Linked DNA regions of Mus musculus: region 2 is linked to region 1. A link is a loop called in an ENCODE intact Hi-C map of the cell type or tissue named here. Cell type or tissue: left cerebral cortex. All regions are shown on one strand. Each heading gives the region's core, and the rest is flanking DNA. Links, peaks and the distances in the headings are about the cores only. Region 1 overlaps Unc5d (unc-5 netrin receptor D). Region 2 overlaps Unc5d (unc-5 netrin receptor D).

Region 1 (8,343 bases), core at 156-8,155:
CAAGCCTATGGTTCTATCTGTTGCCCAGTAGTTTAAAGTATGAACTCACCAGAAATTTCTACATCTCAAATTTTCTGTGAACTCCTGTTACATTCCTTATTTTCTAAATCCTCCAGTGGAGTTTTTTTTTTTTTTTTTAATTGGGACTATAAACATTTTACCTCAGAAAGAAAATCCAATTTGTTTTCCCTGTACAGTGACCCAGCAGCCAATTGAATGGAATTAGAAAGTCCTAGGGTGAGATCCAACAGCATATCCTGGGGAATTGTGGTATTCTAGGAGGCATGTTCCCTTAGTTGGATCTGCTTCACGTCATCCTGCTTACTACATAAGTCTTGAGCCATCACTTAAAAGTAGTCAAAGGCTAGTTAAGAAAGTTCCAAAACTACATATAAGTGTGAAAACAAAAGTCTGATTTGTAATTGCTGTTCTGATTAGGATTTTATAATACAGTCTTGTATTTAGTTTCAATAGTGTGAGTGATATTTGGTTTCTTTTTCTTAGTTACTATAAAGGCTTTGCTACATGCAATTCATAGAATCTTTGGGTGTCCATAGAGTTTATTATATTTGAAAAGACTTTACATTTTGTATAAGTCATTGAGATGTAATTCACTGTTTACCTTAAAAGAGCCCATTACACAAGATCAAATACAAAGTCACATAGTGCTTCATGAATTTGATTTTTTGATGCTAACATTTATCACCATTTGTACATTTATTTGATGCTAGATATGGATTCAATTTTTTTCAGTACTAAAGAAAAATCCAGTTATACAATTAACCCACTCTCATTTGTGCATAAATCCCATCCACCCTTTCAAGTCTTTGAAAGATCTTTGTGGAAGAATTGTGTATGGTTCCAGTCTATTGTATAAAACCTGTTGCAGGGTTGAGTGTTCATTAAACATGCCTTGACATCCAGATTTTCTGGACTTCTTAGTAGTTTCTAGTTCTTGGCTCACCTTATGTTGTAAATTCCTAGGGTATTAGACTTGCTTTCCAATATTTAAGACTGTTGCTTTATAGAGGAAATCCAACTTCTACCTATCAGGTGCTTGTTAATTTCCACTCATCCCAATGGCCTGTGAGTTTGTCCAAATTCAAAAGTGGGGACTCATCTCTATCTAGGCTGTTTTTTATGATTTCATGAGCAGGTACCTTTTGAACCTTAACACATCTCCCCTTTGGTACATAGGTGAATTACACTGAGCACAGTATTTCTCATTACTGCGCCATCTTCCTTGCTGTTATCCACAGAACAGACATGATGGTACAGATGCTGTTGGCCACTGTTGTAAATGTCCTCTGTAGGAGCTCATTGAATTTGAATACGTTCTGGAGTAGGTAGGCTTACTTCTCACCATAGCACAAAAAAGAAACATTTTGCCTAAAGCTACACTGCAAAGAACTAGAAAGGCTATTTAGTGGTCTTAAATACATAGTAAATGCTTATTACCAAATCTATAAATACCTACTAGGTGCCCATTGAATTGAAGTCCATTAAAAGTGTATCCATCACATGTCTATGTTTTCATATGAAGAATGAGACAGTTGCAGGGGGCATTGTTGTTCAAGAGCAAACCTCTAGCTAGCATGAGAGCTGCAGCTCCACCTGAGAGCTTCTTATCACTAAATTATCACCAGGTCATCAAAGGCATTGTCTCTGGTGAGCACCAGGCCAGAGTTAATGTTCCTGTCTCTCTATTGATATGCATTATCTTTCTGTCCTTTGAGTCATTAAAATTGACCTTGTCTATTATCTCTTCTTTCAAAGGGTGGGGAGGTTGACTTTTCTAGGAGATATGCTCAAACTGAAATGACATTTGAAGTCCTTAAATATGTGCCTCATAAGCAAAACGGCCTGTAAATTACCAGGTCATATTACAGTCGTCCATGGTTTTGGTGGACTGACTTGTGGATCTCCATGAAAGACAGATTACAGGTCAGGAAAAATTACCCTAAGCCATTTATATGCATCCTCCCAGCCTTTTAATGGTGGAGAGATTAGAAAAATCTAGCACTGTCCTCCTTCCCCTTGTTTTCTGTTGCCACTGCCTGCTGCATTTCTATTGAGGATCCATTACATGGGAAATAGAAGAAGGATTGCTCTACCATGAAGTAAAACATCCCACCCTACCTCACTGAAAGATCTAAAATTTTCCTTGACAACATCCCTTGGTGTTTCTATCTCCTGCAAAATTTTCTGAGCCTTCTAACCTTCTACTTCCCCCTTTGCTTCCAGCACAATTTTTGACCTATAGTAGCAAAATCATTTGTCATCTATTAGAAAACAATGTGTTTTAAGGATCATGGTGGCCATAAGTTAAAATTTACATTTAAAAAGAAAGGGGATGGGTAAAGCTGTTGGCTTCAGAATTCTAGTGACTCTGGTCACCAACACTATATGTCACCATTAAAGAGTCCAGACTAAGCCAGGCAGTGGTGGCACACACCTTTAATCCCAGCACATGGGAGGCAGAGGCAAGTGGATTTCTGAGTTCAAGGCCAGCCTGGTCTACAGAGTGAGTTCCAGGACAGCCTGGGCTATACAGAGAAAGAACAAACAAAAACAACAAAAACAAACAACGACTCCAGACTAATTGTTAATACACAAAGTTTTTGACCAATAGAGTATGGGATTCCAGTGTGTTGATTTCTTATTACTAAGAAATTTAAAGAGCTTGAGACATGCTAGGTAAGAGTATGTGAAATTGCTCCTGTCTAAAAGAAATGCAGGGACAAAAAATGAAGCAGAGACTGGAAGAATGGCTGTCCAGCGATGAGCCCTCCTTGGGATCCATCCAATGGGTGGGCACCAAACTCTTACATTATTATTAACCCTATGTTGTGCTTGCAGACAGGAGCCTATGATGGCTGTGCCCTAAGAGGCTCTACCAGCAGCTGACTGAGAGAGATGCAGATACTGACAGCCCAGCCTTGGACTGAGCTTGGGGAAGGATTGAAGGTACTGAAGGGGATGACAATCCCACAGGAAGATCAATACTATCAACTAACTTGGACCCCTGGGAACTCCCAGAGAATAAGCCTCCAACCAAAGAACATACACAGGCTGGTCTGAGACCCCACATGTGTTGGGGGCCTCAGACCAGAACTGCCTTGCCTGGCCTCAGTGGGAAGGATGCACCTAATTGTGTAGAAACTGATACTGGGGGAAGCACACTCTCTGAGGGGAAGGGGAGGGCAGATGGAGGGGAACAGAGGGCAAAGTTTGGGATGTAAATGAAATAATTAATAACATATATATGATTGTTTGAGGAAACTATTTTAAAAAGACTTGCAAAAAATGTTTAAAAAGACTTACTCCAGTTGCTTTGAAAGCTGTTGATGGTAAATATAACCACAGAGAGGATGAATGACCGTAACTTCCTATAATCATAGGAACATACACAATACTGGCCTCTATTATAATCACTTTCCTACATAGGTAACACTGTTATCAACTTCCTTGAAGTCACTGACACTTTAGGTTAGTGCCTCCTGGTGGGCAGCAGCTGCAGAGCAGCTGGGAGTAATTAGAAGCCTAACTCTCTGCTTCCCTTCACCTTCCCTTCCCTCAGCATACTTCAGTGGTACCCAAGAGCCTTTCTCCTGTTCAATACAGGGTTCAGATAAAGCCATAGGCTGTTATCTTCCAAGTTGGTGTGTACTTGATTGAACTGCTCAAATTTCCTTTATTAAGCCTTGCCTTTATAATCCCATTTTGTCTCTTGCCTTAGACAGGTCCTCTGGTATTCTTTCTAGCTACCTTTTTTTGTGCCACCATAACTATACACTTATGACCCAGTACAGAACTCAGGTGAGAGGGGAGAGGGCAGAAAGAACTCAGGGGTGATGGAGGGGTAACTGGGAATGGGGATATCGCTTGAGATGGAAACAAATGGAATGATTCACAATTTTTTTTAAAAACAACAAATGATTGGAACCTCTCAGGCTGTCTGTACCATGATGCGTGAGCTCAGAGCATCTTGAGTCTTCCATATTTGGTGTTCGTTCACTGAAAAGAATTTATTTTGTGTAAATTTGGATAAATCAGTAAGCAATGCATGCTTTCTTCCTGTTCTCATATAGCCTCTTAAGTTAGGATCTTATAACTTTATTTGGGAAACTCGAATGATTTAATACCAGCATTTTGTCAGTTTTGCTTGTTTCGGGTACTCCATTATATATTTTAATAACAAAACCAACCAACCATCCAACCAAACAAGATACTCCATAAAGTGATTGTAGTCTTTCTTCTATCCTGCTAACCTTGGCTGCAGGCCTTGGTTTTCACATATTATTTTAATATGTTTGCATTTCTTCAAGAGACTCTCTTCTATGAATGAGTTGGTCTCTTGCATTGACAAAGATGGTCTACTGGCTAAGATGTGGCCTTTGGTTGTACGACACAACTCCAGACTTGTTTTCGTGATTTTTTTTCCTTCTCTGTCCTTACAGAATACAACCCTGCTTACCTTCCTTCTCCGCAGTTTCCCATCTGTCCACATTAGCTAATATCAGTCTTTTCCTTATGAAATTTATTACTTTTAGTTATTCTGGAACTTTCACCAGGTATTGAGGAACTGAATTATAGCAGTATCCTGGTGTGATTATGGATCTGAGAACTTCTTGTTGCCTAAGTTTTAGCTGGTGTTGTGATTCTTAAATAGAACTTTTCTGGGTTTAACTATGTCTAGATATTTAGGATATTTCCAAAGTCAAATCATTTCGTGCCATAGTATAGGACATTTGCTATTTTAGTGTGATACTGGCCCATGCTATAAAAACTAGACTATGTGACCTAGTTTTGAAAGAGGTTTGAGGATACATTTTGATTTTCAAACCACAGGGAAATTGGTGAACAACCCATTTCTAAGAGCACTTACCTGTTATGAACACACACACACCCCCCCCACACACACACACACTGTGTGAGATTGTATTTGCCCACGTAGGAGCATGTTGGGGCCAGAGGTTTATGTTGTCTGTTTTTCTGGATTGTTTTACAGCTCATGTTTTAAGACAAAGAGTCAGAGTCAATCTCTCTCTCTCTCTCTCTCTCTCTCTCTCTCTCTCTCTCTCTCTCTCTCTCTCTCTCTCTCCCCTGGTCCCCCTCCCCCTCTACTCCCCTCTCCCCTCCCCCTATTTCTCCCTCCCTCTTTCTCTTTCTCCCTCCCTCTTGGTCTCTCTCTGAACCTGGAGTTCATTGTTTCTTCTAGACTGCCTGGCCAATAATCTCCTGATATCTGCCTCTTCATTGTTGGAGTTGCAGGTGCAGGCCATCATCTCCAGCCTTTACATGGGTGCTAGAGATCTGAACTCAGACACTCATGCTTTTGCTGCAAGGGACACATGGGACATCCATCCCTCCAGTCCTAGACTGACCTTTTTATCTTAGAATTTGAGAAAAGCAATATTGTTTTGGAGCACGTCTCATAGTAAAATATTTATTTTCTATGATTCATAACACAGGTATTCTTATTACCTGCCTTTCCTGAAAGGTATGTGCTGCTCAGTGCTTTCTGAAAACAACCAGCCATTCAATAAAAGACTAATAATCTTTTATAAAATTTACTTACCTAGTTAGAAGACTAAGTGATTAGCTCACATATTAGCAAAACCTCATAAAATAGTTATTGGGTATCAGACTTTATTTTTTAGCCTTTTTATATGAATTTGGTACATTTGGTCATTAAAGTAGTACAAACTGGTGTGTTATATTAGCTCAGTACTGTCAGTGAAAAAAACATGCACTAAGAGGTAAAATGAACTTGCCTGAGGTCACAAATCATTTTCAAGCTAACAATTTAACCATAATCACGAGGAAGTTTTGATTTGCAAACATATCCTATAGCGAAGCACTCGTTTTTTATTCTTGTACCACGATGTCTTAGGGTAGATCTTAGGAATGTATCCCATTACTGAATAGAGCTACGTTTAGCTTGTACTTGTTTCTGACAGTCTCTTTGTCTATAGGGTTCATATCTTTCTTCTCTCTTAGTTGATTCCTCCTCTCAATTTTATGTTCATACATGGAAAGGGAGAACGAAGTCCCTTGCTTTTGAAATTTTCTTCATGAATCACTAATTCAGGTCTTTGCTTTGTGAAGGCCTTAACATTTCAGGCGATGCCCTCACACTGCTTACCTTGCAGCTCACTTCCAGTAAGGAATGGTAGTTTATTCCTTTTGCTTCTGTAAAGGAAATATAAATGGCTTTCTGTGTATGGTGAGCTCTTTATCAAGGGCACAGAACCCTTGCATGCACAGTGCAGTGATCTTGTGTCTAGTACATTATAATCAATTACTTTTGATAGATAGTTGTGTGATTCAACATTGTGGAAACCATGCACACTGGTATGATGTATGTATGTGTGTGCATGCACAAAGAAGATAATTCTGATGTCTCTTATTGCCAAGCACTCAGCCACATGATGGTCTTCTAGTTACCACAATATGGCCACAAAGGGACACAAACATAGACACAGGCTTTCTCTGAATCCATTGATTTAAAGCACGAAATTAGCCTTAGCGATGAATTTTCACAACACATGCAGACAAAGAGGGACATCACATCAACAAATAAATGGATATTACTCACTGTTCCTGATCCACAGGTATTTATTGTCTAAATGGACTCCCGTGAAAGACTTCTGATGGTAAGATAACAGACTTATGGCCTCTTAGATGGAGGCATTAGTATTCTGACCCAAGAGCTTCGGGATGCATTAGAATACTTTGAATATTTTCATATCTTTTTACTGCGGGAGCCTTTAGTATTAGAACAAATTGATGTGTATAGTTCAAAAAAAGCTGTTTAGCATGTGATAGCAGGGAATTAACTAATGCATTAATCCTGCAGGCTTCTGTCTTGAGCATGAATGCAAAACTCAGCTGAATATCCACAGCCTCCCTTGTGGAAAACCAATGACTCCACAGGAAAGTAGGGAAAGCTATTTGTTATCTAGCGTCAGATGGCAGAAAGCTAGTGTTTTCTTGCTGTTGTGTTTTTCCCTAACCTCAGAATTTCTATCCCTGTGACCAGTAGCATTCTGTCGCCCTGATGATAGTGAATTTGCATCCCAGAATCCCACAGTTCCTTTTTTTAGTCACTATGAGCTTGCCCATCTGCACACCCAAATTCCATCAAACGGAGGCTTGGGATTTAAGAACAAATGCATTGTATTTTAAGGGACTTCAAAAGTAGCTTTGCTAAAAAGGAAATCTAAGGCAAATTTAATTTGAAAGTCCGTGGCATTTCCCAGGAAACTTTAAACGTGTGGTATCCCCAGGCGATGGCAATCTAAACAGTGGCCATTTGGAGCTCCTACTGGGGCCAGTCTGACGACAGAGTCTAAAAAGTAGGCAAGGCATGAACACATCAGAATAATTTTGTTCCTTTAACATTTATTTCTAAATGTGTCATCAAGGGAACAGGGAAAAAAGAGGCTAAAGTCCTCCGGCATTCTCTGTTAATTTCTTCTCCTAATTGCTGTTTGGCCCAGTTCTGTGTTTATCTATGTTCAGTCCTTGTAGGCCTCTTGGCTGTCTTGTCTCTCAAGGGGGTACAAATTCAGGACTCTACTCTGAAACATGTGTTTCTAAAAGGCAGAGTAAGACATCTGCCACCCTCCCACTCTCCTGCCTACCAGGACATCCCTCATCTTCCTTTAGCTAGGGTGCAAAATTATCCTTCTGCCCATACTTGGTAAAAAAATGGCTGGCTTAGTTTTTGGGTTTTTTTTTTTTTGTTTTGTTTTGTTTTGGTTTGGTTTGGTTTGGTTTGGTTTGGTTTTTTTTTTGTTTGTTTGTTTGTTTGTTTCTGAGCTATTGGTATTTTGTTGTTGGTTTTCTCTTGTTGTGGTTGTTATTTTTATTTTTTTTTCTTTTCCAGTTACTTCTAATGCAAGATGGATTCAGAAGGATAAAGATTGGTGTAAGATGATTATTGGTACACTGCTCTGCTTTAGTTGCTCAGTGCATCCTATTACCAACCAACCTGGAACCCTCCTTTGTTCCTTGCAGTCTATGCTTCCATTGGGTAACCCTTCCCCTCTTTGCCCTCAGTTACTCCATGTAAGAAGGGCAAAGGCAGAGTTAAGCTGTAGTTAGGGAGGTAATTGATCTCAAAGTGTTCAGCCTGGGGACAAAGAATTACAAACCACCATAAGCAGGAGGACATATCTGAAGAGTGTCTGGCAAATGGATTAGAGTGGACTACCCCCAAGAGTAATGCCTCAGTGTAAGGATTCTTTTGAGATGATGGTAATTTTTAAAAAGGTAAACAGAGAAATAGCTCTCTGCCCTCTTTCTCCTGTAAAACATTTAAATTGTGCCTTGTGA
Region 2 (8,343 bases), core at 333-8,332, 350 kb after region 1:
GTTGTCTAGAAACTGTATGTTTCCTATAAGTAGTCATGTGTGATTGGAAACTCATCTTCTCTTGTGAACTGCTCTTTATAAGATCCCACTTTGTGATTGTACGTTGGAAATACTGGTAGAAAGTGCTGCTCTCTTCAAAATAGAAAGTGTTCTGCAAACAGTTTCTTCCCAAAACACTAAAATTTCATTGGGAATGACATTTCTGTCCTAACTTTAAAAGTCCCCATGACAAACACTGACCTTTAATCCTTTGTGCTTCTTAGTCCTCATCATAGCAAAGTTATTGTCCAAAAGGTTAGGGTTCATTTTTTTTTCTTTCACTGAAGATGCTATATCATCTGGAAAAGACATGTAAGAATCAATTACTCAGTTAATGTCAGCTAATGGATGTTGAATAAATGCCTGTCACAGTATTATGATAAATGCTATGGAAGATTCGGCCAATGATTAAATATGATCTCTAGCTTTCAGAGTTTTGTAGTCAAGAATGAAGACAGAGTAGGGTGTTAGATGAAGGGGAAGTTGTGTGTGTGTGTGTGTGTGTGTGTGTGTGTGTGTGTTTGTGTAATCTCCATAGTTTCATTGAGGTCATACTATGATAGGCATGAACACAGGATTTCTTATGACTTGAAAATAGAATGTAGCAATACAGTATGTGTTCAAGATTTTGGCAACAGAGTTCCAAGTCCTTTACTGTCCTAACATGCTGATATATAAGTGAAGTCTGTCCCCTAGAGTAGAAAGAAAAAGCTGGTGAGTTTATCAAAGGAAGAAACAACAAAGAGGAAGGGTAACAAACTAATATCCTTGGGTAAGGAATCAGAAAAAGGATGATAAATACCAGTTCTTACAGTTAGTCACTTGGAGATATTGAAGTGAGAATTTCTCATCCACTAAGGTTGAAGTAGTAGATAGATAGGTATTACACCCACACCTAAGTCAATAGTAAACCCTATTAACAGTTTAATTAGCCAAGAAAATGGGAAGGAGACATTTAGCACCAAAGGAGGAGTGGCCAGAAATTGAAGACAGAACCTTGGCAGTTATTATATTTGTCGAGGACATGGGGAGGAAAATATTTGAAAAAAACAAGGAATGAATTTACTTCATATAAACTAGTGCAAAAGAATATTTCATGAGACCAGTGAACAGGGAAACATACATATATGTTCACATGTGTAGCTTAAGAAAGGGAAAAACCATGGGAAGATCCAAAAGAAGAAAGCACTAGAATAGTTCTCACATATGGCTATATTATATAGCATTGGGAGACAAACCAGACAGCTTCAGGCCTGTCTCTGTGTAACTTTCCACCACTATCTTATTGCTGCCCTTTAAAGGTCATTTTAGGGGCTGGTGAGATGGCTTAGCAGTTAATGGCACATAATGCTGCGCAGATGACCTGGGTTTGGTTCCCAGTACCCACATGGCAGCTTTTAGCTGCCTGTAACTACAATTCCAGGAGAGCCAACACTCTCTTTGTCTCATTAGGGTACCTGCATGCATGTGGTCAACTTGACGTAAACAAGCCCAAACATATACATATAAATAAATAAACCGTTAAACTTAATTCTGACTTCTTTACAGAGATCATTTGTCTTATCGTGCCTATTTATTTCTCCTTTGTTTTGTTTCCTCTAGGAATTTATCATATTTCGCTACCCAAAGCAGCCCTTCCGCTGTCATTTTGAACCTCTGGGAAGCTCGTCATCAGCAGGATGGGGACCTCGACTCGCTCGCCTGTGCCCTTGAGGAGATTGGGAGGACACACACGAAACTATCCAACATCACAGAGCCACAGATTGATGATGCTGACTTCAACTACAGCAGGCAAAATGGACTCTAGTCTGTTTCTTCTCCGGAGGCAGCACTAGTGATGGCCTGCTTCAGAGCAGTGGCTTCAAGTGGGGAAGACAGGGCAGATTTCTGCCCCGGGGCATTTGGGGGGGAACTCAGCCTTTATTGAGAGTCAGTGAGAAACCCTGGATGAAGAAAAGGAGTTTGATATAGGTAAAAACATGTTAACGGTGGGGGAAAAAGAGAACCCCGCTATACCCTCTGAATCCACACATGGGTAGACATTGGATATGCTCCTCAAATTCAGACTGCCGAGGATTAAAAAGTGAAGGTATCTGTAGATACAAGTAGTTTTGAAAACCAGATACACAACAATAAAGCCGGGAAGGCAGAGATTTAAGTGCATGCTTGGAAACAGGTTTTTAATGACTTGCCCCACGGGCCAGATGATCCTGAGACCAGATTTTCAGATTCCAACCGACTGGCATCCCAGAGGTTGGAAATCATAATAAGACTAGCTTTCAGAAGTGAAAGCAGATTGCCAACTTATTAGTAAGATGTCATCAATGTCAGGGAGGGCATTTAGAATTTAGAATCTGAGTACATGACACCAGCACTTATTATATGAGTCACTTAACAGAGACAAGATCAAGAAGGGAGATAGACCTCAAACTAGTTCTTGGTACCTCACCTTCATCCCCCACCCACCCACTCCCGAGACAAAACTCATTTCTCTCCTATCCTAAAAGATTGCAGTATGGAGACAGTAAAGAACATAGTTATTCATTTCAATATGGAAACATACTTCCTTTAACTCAACAGAGCAGGACAAACAATCTCTGTTCCCAGCCAAGCCACTCTAATGTCAGAGTGCTGTTATAATATGACTTATTCTATGGAGTGTTGATAAGAGAGGCTATACAAGGTCCAGGAAAATATATAGACTACAGATGTCCCAGGCTTTGAGTAAGCGCTGATTTTAGGAGATGGGTAATTAACCCAAGTTCTCCAACATTTTTCACATAAGAAATGTGTTTTGCTGTGTTTTTTGATCCAGATTCTGGAAATCTTCTAAACTTTTGTACTATGCTGTCATAGTATGTTTCAATAGGGCTTTAGGACCTCCTGCCATCGTCTCTCGGAAACTTACCTGATAGCCTTTCTGAGTAACACCTGAGTGAGTGAGTGAGTGAGTGAGTGAGTGAGTGAGTGAGTGAGTGAATAAATGTCTCCAAGGAAGAGAACCCTACCACACTTTCCTAGGAACCATACGCATCATTCAGAGAGACTTCTGTGCTCTGACTGCCTAGCCACACCATGTGTACTTTCTCCTTAACAGTATTAACTCATAGCTTTCATTTTAAGTTACATACACACACACACACACACACACACACACACACACACACACACCAATAGTATTTTAGAGAATTGAAATCTGTAGATTATTCACAAGCTTCATCTTATATTTTACGACACTTTTATATTTGAATACATCATTTTGACCAATATTCTGAGAGACTGAAGATGAACAGATATACTCTTCTTCTGGAGGAAGTTTTCAGTAACTGCCCACAAGGAGGACAACCCAAGCCAACCACCTACATTAACTTCCAGGCAGCTACTTAGCTTTTTTTTTTTTTGAGGATGATTACGTTTGAAAAAGCATGATCAGAAATAGGACAAAAAAGAATCCTTGGGAATGAGGACATGACATGCTATTGTTTTTATAGGTCCTTTGTGTGAAAACAAATGCTCGCAACCTCTTCCCAAGTGGAAATACCTAAATTCAGGTTGACGTTATAACCCCTTGGAACAGACATTGAAGAATTCTTGAATGTGTTAGCTATTTTTATCTAACGAGCATGTGATATATCAGGTCCTCCATATCACATAAAAGGCTTTGCCGTGTGCAAATCAAAAGAACCCGGGTTGCTTTGCTCAGGAATGAAAGGCTTACTCTATTGAACAAATGAATCATCTTCGAACTGACAGACTTAGTCAGAATGCCATATCTGGATCAGGAGAACACCATTTTCCCTTAGACTCAAGTTATTTATTCATCCTTGTGAAGAAGAAAGAGAAAAGGCATATAGAACTTCTTGGCATCACTGATAGAGTTTCTGGGAGAAGAGATGTAAATGGTTGATGAGCTACAAACCAGATGACGATGAACAGTAGGGTCGGGTGCGGGCAGAATCGGCATCACTTGTTAGGTAACAAACTATTTGCAACACACTCTAGAGAGATCCTATATTAACATCTATGTGGAAGATTTTTGTTTTACATTTCCTACCCTATCCACTTCTCTTCTTTCCCTTCCAATTGGCCTTATAATTGTTTATATGTTTTGTGAACCTACACACGTTCTTTGTAGATTTTTAACAGCTTTTTTATAATATTATAAACAGATAAAAAATTGTAACTGTCCTGGCATCTGTGTAGGTTATTTTAAGGTGAGGTAGCAGGAACAGCATGAAGGTTGGTCCCATGTGTCTGCAGTTGCCCCCATTAGATTCAGGTTTTGTGTTCTGTTTGTTTGATTTTTTTTTTTTTGGCCTGTGTTTATAAGTGCACTTGATCATAATATCACATGAGGTAATAAGGGAGGCGTCAACAGGAGTCACCTCACATCCCAGACCATGGTTCAGTGAGGTTCCCCTTGACTTTTTATGTTTCCTTCTTTATATCTATCTTATTTCTGCTAGGATGCTACACAGGATTTTAAAATAAATATGTCACATTCTGTGGTCTTTGAATGCCAGGGTTGTGGTATAATATTTTACAGTGAAATTTCAAAGAGAATCCTGGTCTGTGAGATTTACAGACCAAGGGATTGTGTGTGTCCAGGGAGGGTCTGCAGGTCTCAAGGCTTAGCTCACACTTGAACATGCAATGACTCACTGTGACCCCAAGCTTTTGCATGACTTTCACCTGTCACAGCTCAAATGCCCATCCTGGAAGAGGTTTCCACATTACTCTGGGCGCTAAATTCGGAAGTGTCACTGTCCTAGTGCAAGATAAAACAAAAATTAAAAGTGTCCTTAAATACTTAAAAACATAAATTTTTTACAAAAACAATCCTACTCAATGCCAAATTTCTCAGTGCTTGGAGACATTAAATCTATACTTTAAATATGAGTTTAAATTTTGCCACAAAAATGGTGAGATCCACAGGTTTGCTAGACTACAGCAGCATTACGTTAATTTACAGTCTCTACCACTCCACATACACAGTCTGAGTAGTTTACATTTGCATTCTTTAATCCAAAAGGAAACTTGTTCTGTGGTTTTAAATGCTACCTTCATTCACCAGTGCGGGTAGACTCATAAAACTCAGATGTACTTCCACAAAATTTTATTGGCCTTTTTGTAAGGGATGAAGGGAATTGAGATAGTTTCCTTTAAAGAGAGGAACTTTTCTCTTATTTTTATCTCCAACTGCTGTGGTCCTGGTATTTTTTTTTCTTCTTCCTCTTCATTCATTTGGCTATGAGAAGGACTATTAAGTCCAATCACACAGGGTTCTCTTTGGAGTAAAATATTTATTACAGTGATTTTGTTTCCTGGACAAAACAAACAAACAAACAAACAAAAAACAAACAAACAAAAAAACCCTCTAAATATCAAACATGAAAAGCAAAGCTAGAAAATTAAAATGGCGTGAATGGTTTTATACATTTTGACCGAATTTACCTGTGACTTTCAGAATGTTAACAACATCTTTGGATATGTTTCTGTTTTAGATTTTTCCTTTCAGATATTTTCAGTTTCTTGGTCTGCCTGGCCTCTGTAAATGTGTTGAATGATAGAGCTATCAGGCATGCTAAGGCAACACTCTCTGAGGTCTTTATTCCAGCAGAAATGAGGAAGGAGCTGAAAAACGTGCCTCTCTGGCCTACTGCGCGGCCCATTTTCATTCTATTGCTCATGAAGCATTGCAGAACCTGAACACTTAGTAACTCCCAAAGCCTGGACTACAGGTGACAGTCACAGCACCTGCAAGAACAAAAGCGTGGGCTTACCGATGGTGACCACATTTTATTAGCCCTTTGGTGTTCATTGTCATAGAGCTGTATTTGAACATTGATGCTTTGGGCCAAGACTTGAATGGCCACCGTTTCAATAGTTGCCACTGTTTTTGTCCGCATAGAGTTTTTCTGAACTACAACAAGCAAAACTGTATTTTGTCAAATGTCACAAAAGTGAAACTGTTACTAATCTTAGATGTGTTGCATATTTTGTGTTTCTTTTCCAAACTCTTTCACTAGCTGCGGTGACAAAGCTGTTTGGCTGTATTGACAGCATGTGGTGTCTTTTCCAGAAGCAACTCTAGGAGAGCCAGTGTCTACTGTGGACTCCTCACATCCCCATTACAGGGTCACCAACAAAACTGAAATGGCAATTTATATGCTGTAATTTTTTTTCCCTGAGAATCAAAGGGGATGGCGCCAGGCCTGGCTATTAGTCACTAGTGTGTAGTACTGTGATCAGAAGTAGGAAGTTTATCTTGCATAGAATAATTGTGGTTTTTGAGGCAGCTCCTCATTGCTTTTTTTTTTTCCTTTTGCTGTGAAGATCATGGATTTGGGGTGTCCTCACGAAGTGGGCCTAAGACAGTAACGTTGCAACTTCATGTCTTCGAACCTACCATGTATCTGAACCATGTATCTGAACCCAAAGATTAAAAAAAAAAAAAGGCAGGAAGCATCCTCGACAGGCCTAAGCTCCCTGCCCCTTATCAGTATTAACTTCAGCAGGAGTTATATCTTTTTTCCACAAAGTTCCACCATTTGATTCTATTATATATCAGAGAACCTGCTAATGACTTTCTTTTTGGGAATAGAAATATGTGTCAAATACTTTCACTAAAGGCATGGGTATAATGAATATGCCCCTTTGTTTCAAATTTATCTGACTCATTAAAAAAAAAAAAGAAGAAGAAAGAAAAGAAAAGAAATGATTCAGACCGAAATTCCAGAATTGGGAAAGTTGTACAATAACCTTAAAATTGGATACATTTCTAGTCAGTAATGAACCAACTAGAGTTCTGATGAATGCATGATATTTAAAGGGAATAAGCCAAATGTCATGCCACAAGACCCTTTCCCAAAACACAAGCATTCTGCTCAAATGTGGAGACAGCAATTCTAATGTTCCTTTGTTGCCAAGCATGGGGAGTGGAAAGATGGAGAATAACCAGGACACACCCACCAGGGCTTCCTGGGAGAAAAGCTGAGAACAGAAGCCCCCAACAAGGGCCTCTCCTAGATGCTTCCTGCTCCCATAGAAAACTTCTCGATAACAGGGAAATACCCAAGTGTCAAAATTCCACTATCAGGGAAACGGCTGTCTCCTTCTCTACACCACATGAAGAACAGAATTTCTGTTCTTCGTAACCAGGTCTGATTGGTACAGACACTCCAATAAATCATGACCTAGAAGTATTGTCAGCATGGACAGGTAGAGAAGTGCTGACTCATTTTCCTAAGCCCAAACTTGGAAATATGGGTGATATATTTCCCTCCTCCTATAAAGGAGAGTTTCAAACCTATTTCATTTTGTTCTGTTTATTTTGGGAAGGTACATGGGGGTGTTCTTTCAAATGATTCATTTAGTTTTTTCAAACCCATACCACTCTCAATGTTCATTTGATGTGTTCAAAGCCAAAAAAAATATGAAATAACATTTTAAGCAGAGCTGAACACTAACTCGGACATGAAGCTGAAGGAGTGAGCAAGCCACAGGAGAGGGTCTAAGCGAAGCATGGCCTTGGCTTCATACCACACTTTTTGTGCCTTGTATTATCAGTGTAAATTCTGAATGTTGTACAGTAAATACTTGGATGGACTCCTTAGCAAGGATGCACCGGCTTCTTTTTTCAGCACATGTACATATCTATAAATATATATACATATATATTTGGTAATGCCAAACAGCTATGTTATATTGTACTGAACAAAATGGCCCGTTTGGATGTTTTATGTAGAGTTTGCAAAAAAACCAAAATGGATGGTTATTGACTTTTCGAGATAAATGTACAGGCATAAATTACTGCTTACCAGTTATTTATGAATAAAGAGTCTTTTCTTGACATTTTAGGATATGATCCATGAGTGGGAATTTGAAATCTCAGTGAGGACTCTGTTCTATCATATTCTGGCAGGTGTTAGGCTATTCTCCCGAGGACAGCTTTCAAATCCTTTAAATGTAATGAAACTCACTTCTTTCTTTGGTCTCAGTAAAACACTGGGAGATGTTAAAAACAAATATTTTTTTTCAAGGAATTCCAGGCCACCTAAATACATACTTGCACACATATGTCTGTGTATACACACCCCTTTCTTAGGGATACAGCTTAGGGTTTTCTTGCTGAGAAAAGATACCATGACCGCAGCAACTCTTATAAAGGAAAAGATTTCATTGGGATTAGCTTACAGTTTCAGAGGTTTAGTCCATTATCATTGTGGTGGGAAATATGGTGGCAAACAGGAAGACATAGTGCTGCAGAAGGAGTTGAGAGTTATACATCTTGATCCACAGGCA

What was found. Peaks named below come from ENCODE experiments on the same cell type or tissue, not always from the same donor. Only the 100,000 strongest peaks of a DNase experiment are listed, where the experiment ranks them.
Region 2: a loop joins it to region 1, with 2.8 times the contacts of the local background. A loop is called at or near these places in 2 of 42 quality-filtered maps.

The regions. Positions count from the first base shown.
Region 1 is chr8:28,991,595-28,999,937 of GRCm38, reverse strand. The region is part of intron 1 of Unc5d (unc-5 netrin receptor D); the gene reads left to right. Among named protein-coding and RNA genes, the nearest start is that of Unc5d, 220 kb to the left of the region's middle. In left cerebral cortex, for the core only: a CTCF peak has its summit at 3,515 (motif pointing left); DNase peaks (open chromatin) are centred at 7,180 and 7,601; H3K27ac peaks cover 1,216 bases.
Region 2 is chr8:28,646,271-28,654,613 of GRCm38, reverse strand. It overlaps Unc5d (unc-5 netrin receptor D), which reads left to right. Exons shown (of 18, transcript NM_153135.3): 18 at 1,642-7,897. The coding sequence ends at 1,846. Among named protein-coding and RNA genes, the nearest start is that of Gm32505, 48 kb to the left of the region's middle. In left cerebral cortex, for the core only: a CTCF peak has its summit at 3,385; DNase peaks (open chromatin) are centred at 3,776, 7,024, 7,461, 7,933 and 1 more place; H3K27ac peaks cover 2,077 bases.